2 separate regions of the Homo sapiens genome follow, and region 1 is linked to region 2. A link is an interaction called in ENCODE POLR2A ChIA-PET data of the cell type or tissue named here. Cell type or tissue: Panc1. All regions are shown on one strand. Links, peaks and the distances in the headings refer to the core of each region. The heading gives the core; the rest is flanking DNA.

Region 1 (8,323 bases), core at 1-8,000, 110 kb before region 2:
TCAAAAAAAAAAAAAATAGAGTAAAAGTATATATTTAGGAATAAATATTATAATAGGATGCTAACTTTGCTCTTTAACTGTTATATCAAATAATAAAGACTAGGGCTAAGTTAAAGCCAGAGACATGCAATGCATTAATTCTCAAATCAGAGCCCTAGTTACATGACTGTCATGAGGCATTAAGCAAAAGTGTGTTTTAATTCAGATCATTACAAAAAAAGATTTTTATTATTTTTAGATTGAATCAATAGAGAAAATTGCAGGTATAAAAATAAATCAGACTTGTCAGAATCGGAATATTTTTAGTACATTTTAAAGAAGCTGTCTCAACATGTCATCTAACATGTGACTTTTTCCTGGGCAAAGAAAGTATGAAAAGAACTACTCAATTTGCAATTTTCCTTTGTTTTCTGCATCCTACCCTCCACAAAACAATGAAAACAGAGGGTTCAAAATTCATTGGATTTGACATTTTCATTGTCTACAGTGTAATTTAATGGGATGAATTTTGAAAAATGCTTCATTTTTATTGTGTTTTTACCAGTCCTAAGACTATTTATTCTGGGAGTGGCCTTGAAAAGAGGGCAGGCTCTGAGATTACGTGACTTTTTTTTTTTCCATAAATTTTTGGCAGCCATAGAAGTAACACTGTAGAAGTAGTCACAGTGATCTTCCCATAATTTAATTTGCTAAAATCAGCTGACAGTTTATAGCTTTGCCAAAACTGATGATTTGCTGCCTTTTTTGCTGACAAGAAAGCAACATGGTCACCTCCTCCTAATTACGTCTGGGATGGGCTTGAGCAAGGTTAGGTCAGGGGTGGCAGCCACTGCTCAAATGCCATTGAGCTTAGATGCCCTCGGGTGGCCCCTTGAACGAGTTTTCAAATAGGACTTTTTAATATTGAATCCTCCAAATTGTGAAAGTCAGTGGTTTTCCAACTTTTGATCCACATTAATACATTTTCTGTCACAACTAGTACACACACACACACACACACGTTAATTAGAAGTTTCATGAAATAAATACTTTTACTATGTGCTTTATAGGCTGGTATTTATGTTGTCATATTCTAGCTTTAAAACTTGGGCAGGTTACATAACTTCTTTTCTCATCTTTAAATTGGGGATATTAGTACCTACCTCAGTACTTCCGCTATGATTAAGTGTAATTAACACAAAGTACTCAGCACTGTGCATGAAACAATATTTTTCCTCTCTATATAAATAATATTTAAGTAATTTAGGTTTACCTTGAAACATAATTTTTGCTATTTATTTAAAAAATGTATTTTTATGAGTTATTTTTTATGAGGCAATAACTCAAAGCCTGAAAAAGTTAAGGTCAGTGAAAGGCTTTAAACTCTGGAAAAATTGAAATCATCCTAATTTTAGCTGTCTAAATGTACTCTTTTTGAATGTATTAGCTATTCTTTAAGCCACTTAATGAAGAAACTAATATTATTCATTACCAAAATTGAATCCTTATTAAGTGCCTCAGGGTACAGGGACCAAAAAAAGAAGGCATTAATTGAAGTATATAAAATAGGGAATTGAAGTACTATGTAAAATAGGAAATCGAGTTTTTTAAAGTAGCGTCCTTCAGATGCCATTCCAGATTAAATGTAGATTTAGAAGGATAGGTGCATTTCATGAAACAGAACTACAGTTTCAATATTTGGTAACAAACACACAAAAAGCAAAATTTTTGAGTGGATTTGTGAGGGATGTCCTTTGCATGAATCTGATACAATTGTAAGCAGAGACTGAGGGACAACAGGAGCCACTTCCTACACCCCTGCCCCCACTTTTGGGTAGAAAATAATTTGACCTGCTCCAAAAAGGTAACTGCTTCTATCCTTAATTTTCATAATGCTACATTAGGATTAAGCACTAAAATCCAAATTTGAAAATTATAGTAAAATGTAAAGTATAACTTACTCTTTAAAAATAAACACGAAGTTTTCATTGGTCTCATTATTACCTCTGAGCTAAATAAGTGTTGCACAGCGCTTTATCATTTTCAAAGTGCTTTCACATTTGAAATTTGATCCTTCTAACAATCCAGGGAGTTTGGTGGATCAAAAGTTTTTATCATTTTCATTTTAAGATGCAGAAACTGAGTTTCAAAGAGATTAAATCGTTTGGCTAAGATTTATACAGCAAGGAAATTTTAAAATTCAACGTGGAGGCCGGGCGCGGTGGCTTACGCCTGTAATCCCAGCACTTTGGGAGGCTGAGGTGGGCAGATCACGAGGTCAGGAGATTGAGACCATCCTGGCTAACACGGTGAAACCCCGTCTCTACTAAAAATATAAAAAAATTAGCCGGGCGTGGTGGTGGCGGGCACCTGTAGTCCCAGCTACTTGGGAGGCTGAGGCAGGAGAAAGGCGTGAACCCGGGAGGCGGAGCTTGCAGTGAGCCGAGGTCGTGCCGCTGCACTCCAGCCTGGGCGACAGAGCGAGACTGTGTCTCATAAATAAATAAATAAATAAAATAAAATAAAATTCAATACGGATGCTCTTTCAACTGGTATGCCCTTAAAAGACAGAGCCTAATAAGCTTGTTTCATCTTGCCGTAACATAGGACCCACAGAGACACACACTATAATGATCCTTTCTATACTCCTTAGCCATTGAACGAGAGATCAAATAAACGCAGTAACATCCCTCAGATGCATGATTTGAGCATGGCTTGGAAAGTATTAGCAGTTACCTGGGTTGTCTTCTACAGCAGCTCCTCTGTAAATGCAGTTGACTGACTGATAGGTAGATGTGGCAAAACATTAAGTCAGCTGAGCAACAACAAAAATAACTCTAAGTCCTTACCTTGCAAGGGGAACCATGCCAGCAAGCTGAGAACTCTCCACCACATACTGTGCTGTGCTGCTGTGGCACCTTTGTCAACTTCCTCTAGATTCTGAGACAAATGGAGCTGAGTAGTTTCTTTTAAAGGGGGAGAGGCAGTAGATCTGTGACCTCATGTGTATCAACTCCTCCATCTGTCTGGAAGCCCCCTCTTAGTTAGCTGCCCCCAGAACACCTCCTGGTGGAACATTTTGGGGACCACATGTATTATCTTGATGGCAGAGAGGTGTGAGTGATGTGTTGGTGACAAAAATTGTTTTACCACAAGTGGGTAGTACTGGTAAATCAACTAGTTGCAAGGTTTTTAGAGGGAGCATGGGTGGGAGAAATACTGTAAAATGTCCCTGTGTAGTGACGTCATCCTTATTTTTACTTTTCTAGTTTATTAGATAAATACAATTAGATAATTTTTGCTCAACCTTTGGGAATATTTTATTTCTATGCTGACATCAATTTATAATTGTTGTCGGGGAGGAATTCATTCATTCATATAGATATACTCATTTTTGAAATCTATATATCTGTCCACCCACCCATCCACCCATCTTTTCATCCACCCACTCACAAATACAAATCTATTCATCCACCTATCCATCCATCCATCCTTCCATCCATCCACCCACACATCCATCCACCCATCCATTTATCCTTCCATCCACCCACTCACTCATGTATTACCTGCCCACTCATTCCCCATCCACCCATCCATCCATCTATTCATCCACACATCCATCCATCTCTCCATCCATCCAGCCAGCCAGCCATCCATCTATTTATCCATCCATCTATCCATCTATCCATCCATCCATCCATCCATCCATCCATCCATCCATCCATCCATCCATCCATTTATCCACCCATCCATCCATTCACCCATCCATCTATCCATCCATCCATCCGTCCATGACCTATTCATTCACCCACCCATCTATCTATACATGCAAATACTCATCCATCCACCCAACCACCCATCTATCTATCCACCCACGCATTCATCCATTCACCCACTCATTCATCCATTTACCCACCCATCTATCTATACATATGTCCGTCCGTCCATCCATCCATCCATCCATCCATCCATCCATCCTTCTATCCACCCATTCATCTTGTCACCTGTACAGCATCTAGTATGCACTACTTTGAGACATGCTCAAATAAAAAACATAAATTCCTTGTTTTTCAGGAGAATATAATCTAGTGGGGGAGACAATGTACATATGAACAGTTCTGGTATTTAATTTTCATTAATTGGACAAATTGAGATAGATTTAATGTAGTTTTTCCAGGAGCACACAGTAAAATATTAGTAAGTTTATGTTTAGAAAACAGAGATCAGTCTGCAATGCTTGGAAAATGAAAAGGAAACACTACTTACTGGCTCTAATTGAAATTAGTGTTAATACTCTGATAAATTTGATGAAGTTTGGGTAGGAAAAGTCTTACTCATCAAAAATGTCTTCCAAATATTTTGTTGGCTGGGCACAGTGGCTCATGCCTGTAATCTTAGCATTTTGGGAGGCTGAGGTGTGAGGATCATCTGAAGCCAGGAGTTCAAGACCAACCTGGGCAACATAGTGAGACCCCCATCTCTACAAAAAATACAAAAATTAGCTGAGCATGGTGGTGCATGCCTGTAGTCCCAGATACTTGGGAGGCTGAGGTGGAAGGGTTGCTTGAATGCAGGAGGTTGAGGCTGCGGTGAGCCGTGATCACACTACTGTACTGCAATCTGGGTGACAAAGTGACACCCTGTCTTAAAAAAATAAAAATAAAAAATCCTCCAAAACACAATATTTTGTCTTTCAAATTTTTCATTTTTTAATTTTTTCCCTTTTGCTCATAATATTCCATCCAGGAACTTCTAATTTTTATACTTGTCCTCAGTAGAAGAGAACAGTTTACCCAGGGTCACTCTTCCTCCATAGGGCATCCATGAGGGGGTCTCAAGGTCCTTTTCCCTTGCCTTGAGGTGGAGCAACTCTGAAGCTCCCCAAGGGATCAGGATCAGCTGAGATCTTTGTTGTAACTGCACCTCAGTCCAGCTTCTACCGATTCTCCAACTTGCTTCCTTCTTGTCACCAAGAGTACTCATCTATAAACTTCTGCACACGGATCTCTGTATCAGCTTCTGTTTCCCAGGAACCTGACCCACAACAACACTTGACATAGGTTGTCAACGAGTGAATGAAAGACTAAATTGACTCTTTATTTGAGATGTAAATGCTACTCTTTTTGCTCTGAAGTCTAAAAAGATGTTTGACTTACAATTTCCCCAGAGCATTAAAGAAGAGCTTACTTTAAATTGCACTTTGGACGATGGAGAGTGTATCCTTTTCATCCACGGGTGCCATATTCAACTGGTTGAAAACCTTGACAAATGTCACAATAGTCCACTGGACTTGGACATTAAGAACGGTTGGTGGGGGAAATGCTACAAGGTGAACTGGTGGACGACATACATGTGTGCTTTCCAGGGTCCCTGTTCTCATTACCCCCACTTCAGCCTGCAGCTCATGTAGTATTCAACAGGAGAGGGCAGCAGATTGTGGCTGCTCAGTGAATTGGGAGAAAAAGACGAGGTTGGAAGGTAATAAGTGGTCTACCTATTTTCTAATGGGAAAGAGTCTACTGAACAGTATGTGGGAGACCTCACAACTGATAGCTAGTTTGTCATTTTGGTCTCCGTTTTATGAAATCTTCATATTATGTTTCAATACTAATAGGAAATAACATTTGGTGGGGTGGCAGAGGGGGGACATATTTTGGAGAAATAAACAAACATCCTCTCTATTTTTCATCGTCACCCTTGTCAACCTGAGTTTTGGGGGTGGGGGGGTGCAAACATGAAAAATAAGACATTTATTAAATAGGCTAAAGATGAACTGTTTTAAGGGTCAGAAAACAGGGGATTTCCTTATGTCTAGAAGCCACTGGGTTTTTTTGTTGCATTTACAAAAGGGGCCTACACTTTCTTCTTGACCTTTCACAGATTCTGTGAAGAATCGTGACCTTTCCCAAGGTCAGAGTAAGAGGTGGACTCGCCTGCATCTACCAGAAGATGCCTCAGATAACTCACACCAAGTGTTGAGGTTTTCTGAGCACTGCTGTAAAACTTGCACAAAGTGACTGTGGAGTTTCTAAGCCAGAGCAGCAGCCTTTGAAATTAATTATTGATTCAGAGAGAAGTTTCCTAGCAGTAGTGGGAGCTTAGTGGGACGAGCATGGGAGTGAGTAGCAGACAGACCCAGGCTTGTCCCCTAGGCCCTGTCACTAGCAGCTGTGTAGCACTAAGCACACTACCTGCCTGTTGGAATCAGTTTCCTCACTTGTAAAATGGGAAGAATAATTACAGCCTGAGGTGACTGTCCAGGAATCATAAGGCAGGAGCTGAGAAAGTTCGACTGTAGCATTTTTAAAAATGAAGAATTGGCCGGGCGTGGTGGCTCACGCCTGTAATCTCAGCACTTTGGGAGGCTGAGATGGGTGGATTGCCTAAGCTCAGGGGTTTGCAACCAGCCTGGGCAACACGGTGAATCCCTATCTCTACTAAAATACAAAAAATTAGCCAGACTACGGTAGCTGTAGTTCCAGCTACTTGGGAGGCTGAGGCAGGAGAATTGCTTGAACTTGGGAGGCGGAGGTTGCAGTGAGCCGAGATTGCGCCACTGCCCTCCAGCCTCGGCGACAGAACGAGACTCTGTCTCAAAAAAAATAAATAAAATTTAAAAAACCCAAAGAATTAAGAAGTTTGCCTGAAGTGACACAGTGAGTCAGTGATACACACACACACACACACACACACACACACACACACATTTTTCTTTGTCTATGAGATTCCTTTGAAGGACTTCAAATTTTTATACTTGCCCTCGGTGGAAGAGAACCAGCTCACCCGGGGCCACACCTTCTTTATGGGGCACTCATGGATGGTTAAATTGAAAATATTATAATACCCAGAGCACCCAGCATCTTGGCACAAAAAACATTCTCCATAAATCTGCAGACCTCAGGTGGCTGGAGCAGCATCTCATCCCCACAGGAACCATGGTAGGTTGGGTGTGCCGGGAGGAGGAAAGGCATCATTCACCTTTTGTTAAGACTTCTGCCGAAAAAACCTACTATTGTGAACCTGGGCTTTCGTGAGGGTAGAAACTTTATTTACTCTAGTGAAATAGATCATTCTGAAAACAACCCAAATATGAGCTGATTTCAGAAGGCAATTGTGGTTTCGGAGAGTATACCACAGGATAGCAAGGGCCAGCTTCAGGCCCCAGCTCATGGAGCTCTGCCCAGATAAGTGACCAGCCCTGGCGTCTTCATCTATAAATGAGATTAGATGAAAGTTGTGGTTTCCAAACTGTATTCTGAAGAACCCAAGTATCCCCAAGACACCTCAGGCTTCTGCAATATTTTCATTGAAGTTTCTTTTAAAAAACATTTTCCATGATTAGTCCAGGCTCTGGAACCAGGCTGACATGGTCCTGGTCTCAGCCCTAACACTCATGAGCCGTGTGACTGTGTGTGAATTATTGAATCTTTCTAAGATTCAACTTCCTCTTTCATAAATCGGGAATAATAGTTTCTACCGAATAGAGTTGGTGAGAAGATTTAAAAAGCTTACACATGTGAAGTACTTAGAAAAGTGTCTGATAAATACAAGCACTCAAATGCTAGCTGTTACTTTGCTGGCCACTGGATGCCACCAATCTATGAATTGTTATGTCAGGTAAAATAGTTTTGATGCTGGATTCTGTGGATTTAGAATAAAATCCAAATGTTTCACCGTGGTCTATGATGAGATCAACCCACTTTTTCTGCAAGGGGCCAAGTATAAACATTTAAAATAGTTTTACTTCTCAACTCTGCCCTTGTATCCTGGAATAGCCATAGGCAATATGTAAATAAGTGAATGAGGCTGTGTTCCAATAAAATTTTATTTATATATACTGGAACTCTAATTTCATATATCAATCTCTTTATTCTTTGCTTTTTCCCCCAAAGATTTGAAAAGCTAAAAATCATTCTTAGCCTGCAGCTGTACAGGCAGGCTGTGGGCCAGATTCTGCTCACGAGTGAGATTCTGCACAATGAGCAATACTTTGCTGACCCCTGGTCTGTAAGACCCCATGTCTTTATAAGCCCCCCACTTTCTATCATGCTTACTACACTTTAGCTCCCCAGCCTCTTCTGTTCTAACCCAGCTAGTGTCTTCCCATGTGAGGGCTTCTGTATACACAGCTTCCTGATACCCTCCTCGTTTAGGTCTTCAGCCCAACCAGCTCCTGCTCAGTTTTAACTGTTGGTTTCATCATCACCTGTTCAGGGACGCCATGCCCTAACTAAGAGTGTAACCCCTGCCCCACATCCCTTCAAAGTTACTTTCTATCATATTACCCAGTTTATTTCCTAAAGAGCATTTATCAAAATCTGTAATTATCTTGTTTATTTATGTA
Region 2 (8,337 bases), core at 214-8,213:
ATCACCAGGCTATCAGCCCCTTTTCTGTGCTCATGAAAACCAAAAGCTTTTGAAGTACAAATCTTAAGGGAGGAGACATTCAATTTTGGCTGGGCGTGGTGGCTCAAGCCTGTAATCCCAGCACTTTGGAGGCTGAGGCAGGCAGATCACCTGAAGTCAGGAGTTCAAGACCAGCCTGGCCAAGATGGCAAAACCCCATCTTTACTTAAAACACAAAAAATTAATGAGGTGTGGTGGTGCACACTTGTAGTCTCAGCTACTAAAGAGGCTGAGGCATGAGAATTGCTTGGACACAGGAGGCGGAGGTTACAGTGAGCTGAGATCATGCCACTGCACTCCAGCCTGGGCGACAGAGTGAGACTCTGTCTCAAAAACAAAACAAAAAAAAAGAGAGGAGACATTAAATTTTGACTGCTCAAATCTGCTGTAAATTCTCTTGTGCATCATTCAAGATACAAGTCAACTGTCATCCTCTAAGATATTCTAGTTCTTCAATAAGACAAGACATTACTTCTTCTGAGTTCATGCAGTGCTATACATACCTCTATTATCATATACTCTTATCATTACAATAATAATCTGTTGACATATCCATGGGTGTCTGTAAAGCAAAAATTCCAGGGCTACTCAACACATGTGTGGAATGAATACATCAATGAAGGCAGCTGCGAATGGAGGATTATGGGAAGTAGATTGTCTGTCAACACCCATTAAGAAACAAAAGCTAAACATGTTGAATGGCAGGAATTACTGATGTGAAACTTGGATCTGGGCCATGCTTTGGCGCGAGGCACTTGAACCACATAAACAAGCAAACTGGATGGCTGGGATTTGTTTCTAGTGACTTATCGTTGACATACTTGTTGATGTTAAGACTCCTCTTTCCAAAGTCAATACCTTCATCCAATCACTGCCAGACATCTTTCCCTGAAGAATTTTTTAAACTGGACACCAGGGAACTCCAGAAATAATAGAGATTGAAGAAAGCACTTTGTATTCGTGATGATCTGAATTAAAATTTAATTGGGTTTGAGATGGAGTGAGTGGGAAGCTGCTAAGGTTAGTCTTCCACAGCAAAGGAGGGAAACATTCTCTGCTGTGTATGAAGCCAACACCCCACCTCTACACTCGACTCCCCATATCCAAAGACCTTTGGCATTTTCTGTTTAGCACAAAGGCTTCGAGTCTTTAAAGAGAGAAAAGCCAATTATATGACCAGTTGGGTGGGGAGACCCTTGCTCTGCTATCCCAAAAGGCCTTCAAAAGCTTTCTGCTTGATATTATGTAGGTATAGTGACGGGTACATCATAACAAGCCAGGAATTTTAATGATTCATTGAGAGAGATACTAACATTCCACTGGAGGGAAGGAAGGCAGGTAGGATTCTGCCACTATTTGAATAGGAGGAGCTATTGATTAGAATCTATTGTTTGGAATCCAGAACACTGCCTGTCCCTTTGAATGAGGATGGGAAATTCCAGGGAAAACCTTTTCTGATAAAGTTGTTGGTTTACACAAGTGTCCTTACTTTAAGGCTATTTTTAATTAGCTTGTTAGTTTATCTAATTGAGGGTTGTTGGGGGTGGAAAGATGGGTGGTGGAAAGACAAACCACGATTTCATCTCCATTATAAACACAGGAAATACGTGGGGCTACAATAGGACTTTACAAGTTGTATTTTACAAGTTGCAGGAAATACCATGGAAGAACACAAGCCTTCCTTAAGGCAAGATGAAGTCCAGCCCAGAGCAAAATTCCTGTGTCTCCATTAGGAAACAGAGACTTACAACGTGCAGGGCCTGGGCAAGAGTATAAAGAGAGGCCCACATACACCAATGTCTAAATGTTTACAAATAATAAATCAAGCGAACCAACTCATAAATATGCCTTAGCCTCCAACCTTGGCCAATATACCTTCATAACAACCTGGTTAGAGGCTCAGACTTCTTGCCATTGTGTGTCAGGGTATGGCAACCTGGGAAGAGCCAGCAGCCAGCCGGCCTTGGTCTGTTCTCCTGTGGTCTGCTTCCATCTGCTTTTAGCTCAGACCCTGGCTTCTGTGGGGGTACCAGGAGGGTCCTCACATGTATGCATATGGGTACCCCAAGAAGATGTCAAAGTTGTGTCCACACCCCCACAAACAGAAGCTCCTTTGTCATCCTCAGGGCTAGGGCTGTCTGTCTTTGGGAGACTAGAGATGGGGGAGACACCCCGGAAGCAGGTTCCTCATCATTTGTGTTCCTAATATCCAGAGCATGGTGTGTGTGTGTGTGTGTCGTCGGGGTGGGAGACACATAGGCTCCAGGGTATGCACATCTCCTTCAAACTAAGAACTCTTCACTCTGTACTAAAGAACGTGGCCATGGGAAGACCAGAATGCAGTGCTCTAGGCTAGGACATGTCTGGGTACAAAAACCTCAGTAGTGAGTGTGACAAGAGAGCAAACATTTAAACAAACTAGTAGAGCAGTCCTGCCTTATCTGTGGTTTCACTTTCCAAGGGTTCAGTTACCAGTGGTCAACTGTGGTCCAAAAATATTAAGTGAAAAATTGCAGAAATAAACAACTCACAAGTTTCCAATTGTGTGACGTTCTGGGTAGCATGATAAAATCTTGAGCCATCCAACTCCATTCCACTAGGGACATGAATCATCCCTTTGTCTAGTCTGGATACAGGCTGTGGATGCAGTAGTGAATCCACACTGTTTGCACTCTCCGCCTGTTAGTCACTTAGTTATCTAGTGACTAGATATCTAGGTTATCAGACCAACTGTCCCAGTATTGCAGTGCTTATGTTCACATGACCATTATTTTACTTTATAATGGCCCCAAAATGCAAGAGTAGTGAGGCTGGCAATTTGGATATCCCCAAAGAGAAGACGTAAAGTTCTCCATTTAAGTGAAAAGGTGAAAGTTCTCAACTTAATAATGAAAGAAAAAAAATTGCATGCCAAAGTCACCCAGGTCTACAGTAAAAACTCATCTTCCATCCATGAGATTGTGAAGAAGGAAGAAGAAATTTGTGCTGGTTTTGCTGCCACACCTCAAACTGCAAAAGTTATAGCCATAGTGCATGATAATTGCTTAGTTAGGATGGAAAAGGTGTTAAATTTGTGGGTGGAAGACATGACCTGAAACAGAATCCGATTGGCACAATTGGGTCTGGTGCTCTCTGCGCTTTCAGGCATCCACTGGGAGTCTTGAGTATCCCCAAGGATAAGGAGGGGCCACTGTAATAGGAAAATCACACTGTAGAGACTATGGGGATTGCAGACATGGCAGAACCTTTAGGGGGCAGAAGTAGTGAAGGTTCCACTGTCAGGGAGGGAAATGAAAGACAGCAAGACAAGGACAGAAGGTGAATAAGAATCCAAATATTGGCCAGGAGCGGTGGCCCATGCCTGTAATCCCAGGACTTTGGGAGGCCGAGGCGGGCGGATCACCTGAGGTCGGGAGTTCAAGACCAGTCTGACCAACATAGAGAAATCCCGCCTCTACTAAAAATACAAAATGAGCCGGGCGTGGTGGCACATGCCTGTAATCCCAGCTACTAGGGAGGCTGAGGCAGGAGAATCACTTGAACCTGGGAGGCAGAGGTTGCAATGAGCCGAGATCGTGCCATTGCACTCCAGCCTGGGCAACAAGAGCAAAACTCTGTCTCAATTAAAAAAAAAAAAAAAAAGAATCCAAATATTTGCATCACAGCGGGCTGAGAAGGCAAGCTCAGTTGTGCAGCGATGTGCAGTGCTGGCCCTACACCTCTGTGAGGGGGTTTGGCTTAGGATAGGCCTCTCTGGGTGTCTGAGGAGGCTGACCTGAAACAGAGATGGTCTGGCAACATGAATGGAAAATACCAAGGATGGCATGGAGTTCACGTTGGCCACTGTGCCCGGCCAAGTCCTTGGGTCTCTTAGGGGACACATGGAAAGGCGGGAACCTCCCCACAATGTGAGTGCAATTGTTCAAGGACCCGTGTGATGTCACCCACACCCTGTCATGTCTGTGGAAGCCACTTCTTCCACAGCCACCAAGCCATCTCGGCTCACTGCAAACTCCACCTCCTGGGTTCAGGCAATTCTTCTGCCTCAGCCTCCCAGGTAGCTGGGATTACAGGCGCACACCATCATGCCCAACTAATTTTTGTATTTTCAGTAGAGATGGAGTTTTGCCATGTTGGCCAGGCTGGTTTTGAACTCCTGGCTTCAAGTGATCCACCTGCCTCGGCCTCCAAAGTGCTAGGATTACAGGTGTGAGCCACTGCACCTGGCCTTTTTTTTTTTTTTTTTTTTTTTTTTTTTAGATAGGGTCTCACTCTGTCACCCAGGCTGGAGTGCAGGCATGATCATGGCTCACTGCAGCCTCGAACTCCCATGCCCAACTGATCCTCCCAGCTCAGCTTCCCAAGAAGCTGGGACCTCAGGTACGAAGCTAACTGCCTGGGTAACTTTTTAGGGTTTTTTTTTTTTTTTTTTTTTTTTGTAGAGATAGGGTCTTGCTATGTTGCCAGGCTGGTTTCAAACTCCTGGGCTCAAGCGATCCTCCCACCTGGGCCTCCCAACGTGTTAGGATTACAGGCATGAGCCACTGTGCCCAGCCTGGAACATTTTAAAGCAAATCCCAGGTATTATATCATTTTACTCCAAAATACTCATAAAGATTTATTTACCCTAGAGTATTTTAAAACAACCCAGACATTAGCATGCATCTCTGATAAGAACTGTTTTATCTTTAACATAATCACTTGCCTTTATCATATCTAACATTTATAATCATTCTTTAATATCACTGAATATCAAATCCACATTCATTTTCCCCTGATGGTCTCAAAAATGTCTTTTTCCAATCAGTTTGTTTGAATCAGGGCCAATGAAGGTCCTGACTTCAGCAGGATGGAAAGCCCCAGTGTGTGGCTCAGGCACCAGGGCCTCTCACACCCCTTCCCCTCAACAAGAACCGCGTGGCATCTCAGCTGAACTGGGCCACAAGACCAAAAGTGACAAGGCTTCATCTTCTGGGCTTTCTGGCCTCTGGAGAAATAAGTCTCAGTGGGAACTGCAGGGAGCTGGCCCCTGTGGCGTTGGAGTACTCACTCCGCAGTCCTAGTCAGAGAGCCACTGTCCAGAGCCTCCCAGTCCTCCCAGGATTTAGGTCACTGAGCCACAGTAGACCTGCAATGAAAGTGGGTTCCTGCTCTCTCTGGTACTCCCTCTACTTTTCATGATTTGATCTTTCTAGTTAAAGGCCAAAGACAAGCTGCATGGGGTGATAGAGCCGAAAGCAGGGACGGCAGGCTGAGCACTCTCTGTCCCCGTCTGACCGGGTGGCCTTGAGCAAGTCTCTGACCAATCAGTTTCTTTACTTCCAAAGTGAGAGGGAGGGATTTAACAATCCCTAAGACCCTCTAGCTCTGACATTTTATGACTCTAAGCTCAAAAGCCACCAAATGACTTTGTTTCTGCCCCTGTGCTAGATGTTAGAAGTACACAGATGTCTCTCTTCTTAGATGATAAACTGTTTAAGGGGAGGGGCTCTATCAGATTTTGTCATCACCAGACTCCAGCACAGTGCAAAGCGCATTCTAGGCACTCAACAAATGTTGCTGAATGGGGTACCCAATCCAACAACCAATTCTTGAGCATCTACAGTGAGCCAAACACCATGTTAGGCTGGGGAATCACAAAGATCTCCCTGGGGAGGCTAATATTTAAATAGGGAGATGTTCAATGGAGAAGAAAAGTTTGATAATTATAAGAGAAGTAGCTATGGGTCTTAACAGCTCAGACCTAAGATAAAGAAATTGGGCTGGTGGCCCCCATCTATGAGCTTCCTGCTCCTCAAATTTTACCCTGTCAGCTACGCTTAATTCCCAATCCCCCGACCTGCTTCAACAGGAACACCATAAAGAGTGGTCCTAGGACAAAGAAAAGGCAGAAGGATGTCTGTGCCAACTTGCAAAAAGGAGTATCTCCCAAGTAGCATCCGGAATTCTTTCCAGGGTCAGCCTAGGGAAGCCCACAGAAATGACGTGGACGGCTAAATATTCCCCATGTAAACTCAACGACTCTGCATCCTCATGGAGGACAGGCATGTAGATCCTCCCAGAACAACTGCATAGTTTCACCTCAAGATGGGCTAAGGCCGGGTGTGGTAGCTCACGCCTGTAATACCAGCACCTTGGGAAGCTGAGGCAGGAAGACTGCTTGAGCCCCGTAGTTTGAGACCAGCCTGGGCAACACAGGAGACCTCATCTCTAAAAATAATAATAATAATAATAATGATAAGATGGGCTAAAACTACAGGGCAGGAGAAGGTCCCCAGTGAGGTGGACTTCCTCTAGGTAAGGAGCCTTCAGGATAGGGACTGGGCCACTGCTGCCATCTGGCCCAGCTGTGCGGGGAGGGTGAAATGACTGTTCAAAGTCTCTTTGGGTCTTTGGGTGGAAACAAGGATTTCTTGAATTCACGAAGCTGGCAAGGCTTTGAATCACAGCCCAGAACTGAGTTCCGCATTGCCAAGTCCACGTCTGAGAGAAAACAGCCTTATGCTCTACCTAAGAAACCAGATAAACACACTGCCTCAAGAAAAGACTTCCAGGAAGCGTCCCAGCAAAACAAAACCAAATCCCTTTCAAAACAGTGACCAGGTCCCGTGGTGTCAAGACGATAGCCTCGCTGTCCTTGTCTCCTGGTGCCCATCTCGGAGGCCTCCACGGGGCTTGCTGGGCCTGGTGCTTCACTCCCTACGTGGGGACAGGCGGGCCCTGGAGAAGATGTCATTAAAGTGTAATTTTAGAAGTGAAGGCATCTTGGGGATCATCTAGTTTCGCCCCTCCCTCAATTGATAGACAACTTCCTTCCTCTGAGCCTCTCCTGCGACCCTTAGAGAACGCAGGAAATTCACCACAGTAAGCAAAGACATGATGTCTTTATGACCAGGAGTTTGCAATTCTAGCTAATTACAGCCAACACTGGCTCGCTGCTGCGCTATGATTTGGAGTCTTAAAGCTTCTGTGTGGCTCAGCACTTGTGGTGGAAGAAAAAAGAAAAACGAAAGAACTCTGCAACAGAAACTGGGGGAGCACTTGCAGGCACATGTGTGCAGCAGGAGTCCCCGGCAGGACGCGGCTTAAAATCAGACACACATGGCCTGGCCAGAAACTGGGGCTGCTAATTAAGGCTCAGAAGTTTTGAAAGGAAGAGCTGGAGGGGAGGAAAAAAACCCAGCAACTTGTTAACAATTAGCAATCGGAATCCTTTTTTAAAAATAAGTCCTGGGACCCGTGGACAAGAGGGAAGTATTTTGCTGAGAAACCATCAAAACAGCACTACTCTGAGCATCCCTTCTGCCAGAAAGCTCAAAACGGTTGATCAATGTGAAATTACTTATTACTTTCCCACATGGGAGTCAGGGCGGACAATATTGTCCCTCATTTACATAACAGGGAGACAAAGTCACAGCAAAGCTTCTGCTTCCCTTTATTTCACTCTGGAAGGAATAACTGGACTAGCTAGAAATCCCTTAGCAAATATGACTTTGATTTTTCAAAGACCTTGTTGATACATCCTACAAGTGAAAGGGAAAACAGGAAGAATCTATGATCCCATTTGCTCATAGTTGCATAAAGAAATGTTGGTGCTGGGCACAGTGGCTCATGCCAGCAACTTTGGGAGGATGAGGTGAACAGATCACTTGAGGTCAGGAGTGCGAGACCAGCCTGGCCAACATGTGAAACCCCGTCTCTACTAAAAATACAAAAATTAGCCGGGCATGGTAGCAGACACCTGTAATCCCAGCTACTCGGGAGGCTGAGGCAGGAAAATTGCTTGAATCCGGGAGGCGGAGGCTGCAGTATGCCAAGATCGCGCCACTGCACTCTAGCCTGGGTGATAAAGCAAGAACTCAGTCTCAAAAAAAAAAAAAAAAAGAAGAAGAAGAAAGAAAAGAAATAAATGCCGAAAGGTGATCTTTTTATAGTTCATAAGCGTAATGACTGGGTGTTCACGTGCGTGTTTGAGATGTGCCACCCTCGAACCTTGTTACGATGTCGGTATATTACCCATCTGACATGAAAAGAAAAAAAAGAAATGCTAGAAGGATACCCAAGAAACAAATAAGAGTGGTTTCTTCTGGCAGGTGTGGAGACAACAGGGTGGATGAGCACAGAGGGAAGGGCAAACTTGTGTGTAAACCTTCCTATCATTTTGTTCTTTGAACCATGAGCATGTTTCCTATTAAATAATAAAATTAAGTGCAAATATATTCTATAGAAAAATGAAACAAGGGGCCGGGTGCAGTGGCTCACGCCTGTAATCTCAGCACTTTGGGAGGCTGAGGTGGG

Evidence for each region. Peaks named below come from ENCODE experiments on the same cell type or tissue, not always from the same donor. Only the 100,000 strongest peaks of a DNase experiment are listed, where the experiment ranks them.
Region 1: POLR2A ChIA-PET joins it to region 2 with 14 read pairs; 2 of 35 experiments call an interaction of 5 or more read pairs at or near these places.

The regions. Positions count from the first base shown.
Region 1 is chr11:122,833,098-122,841,420 of GRCh38, reverse strand. It overlaps CRTAM (cytotoxic and regulatory T cell molecule), which reads right to left and starts at 2,921. Exons shown (of 10, transcript NM_019604.4): 1 at 2,829-2,921. The coding sequence starts at 2,874. In Panc1, for the core only: CTCF peaks have their summits at 5,177 and 5,382 (motif pointing right); no DNase peak of the experiment used is centred there.
Region 2 is chr11:122,725,936-122,734,272 of GRCh38, reverse strand. The region is part of intron 1 of UBASH3B (ubiquitin associated and SH3 domain containing B); the gene reads right to left. LOC124902828 (small nucleolar RNA U13) reads left to right here and starts at 7,962; the gene lies at 7,962-8,065. RefSeq lists an enhancer at 6,720-6,779. In Panc1, for the core only: no CTCF peak of the experiment used is centred there; no DNase peak of the experiment used is centred there.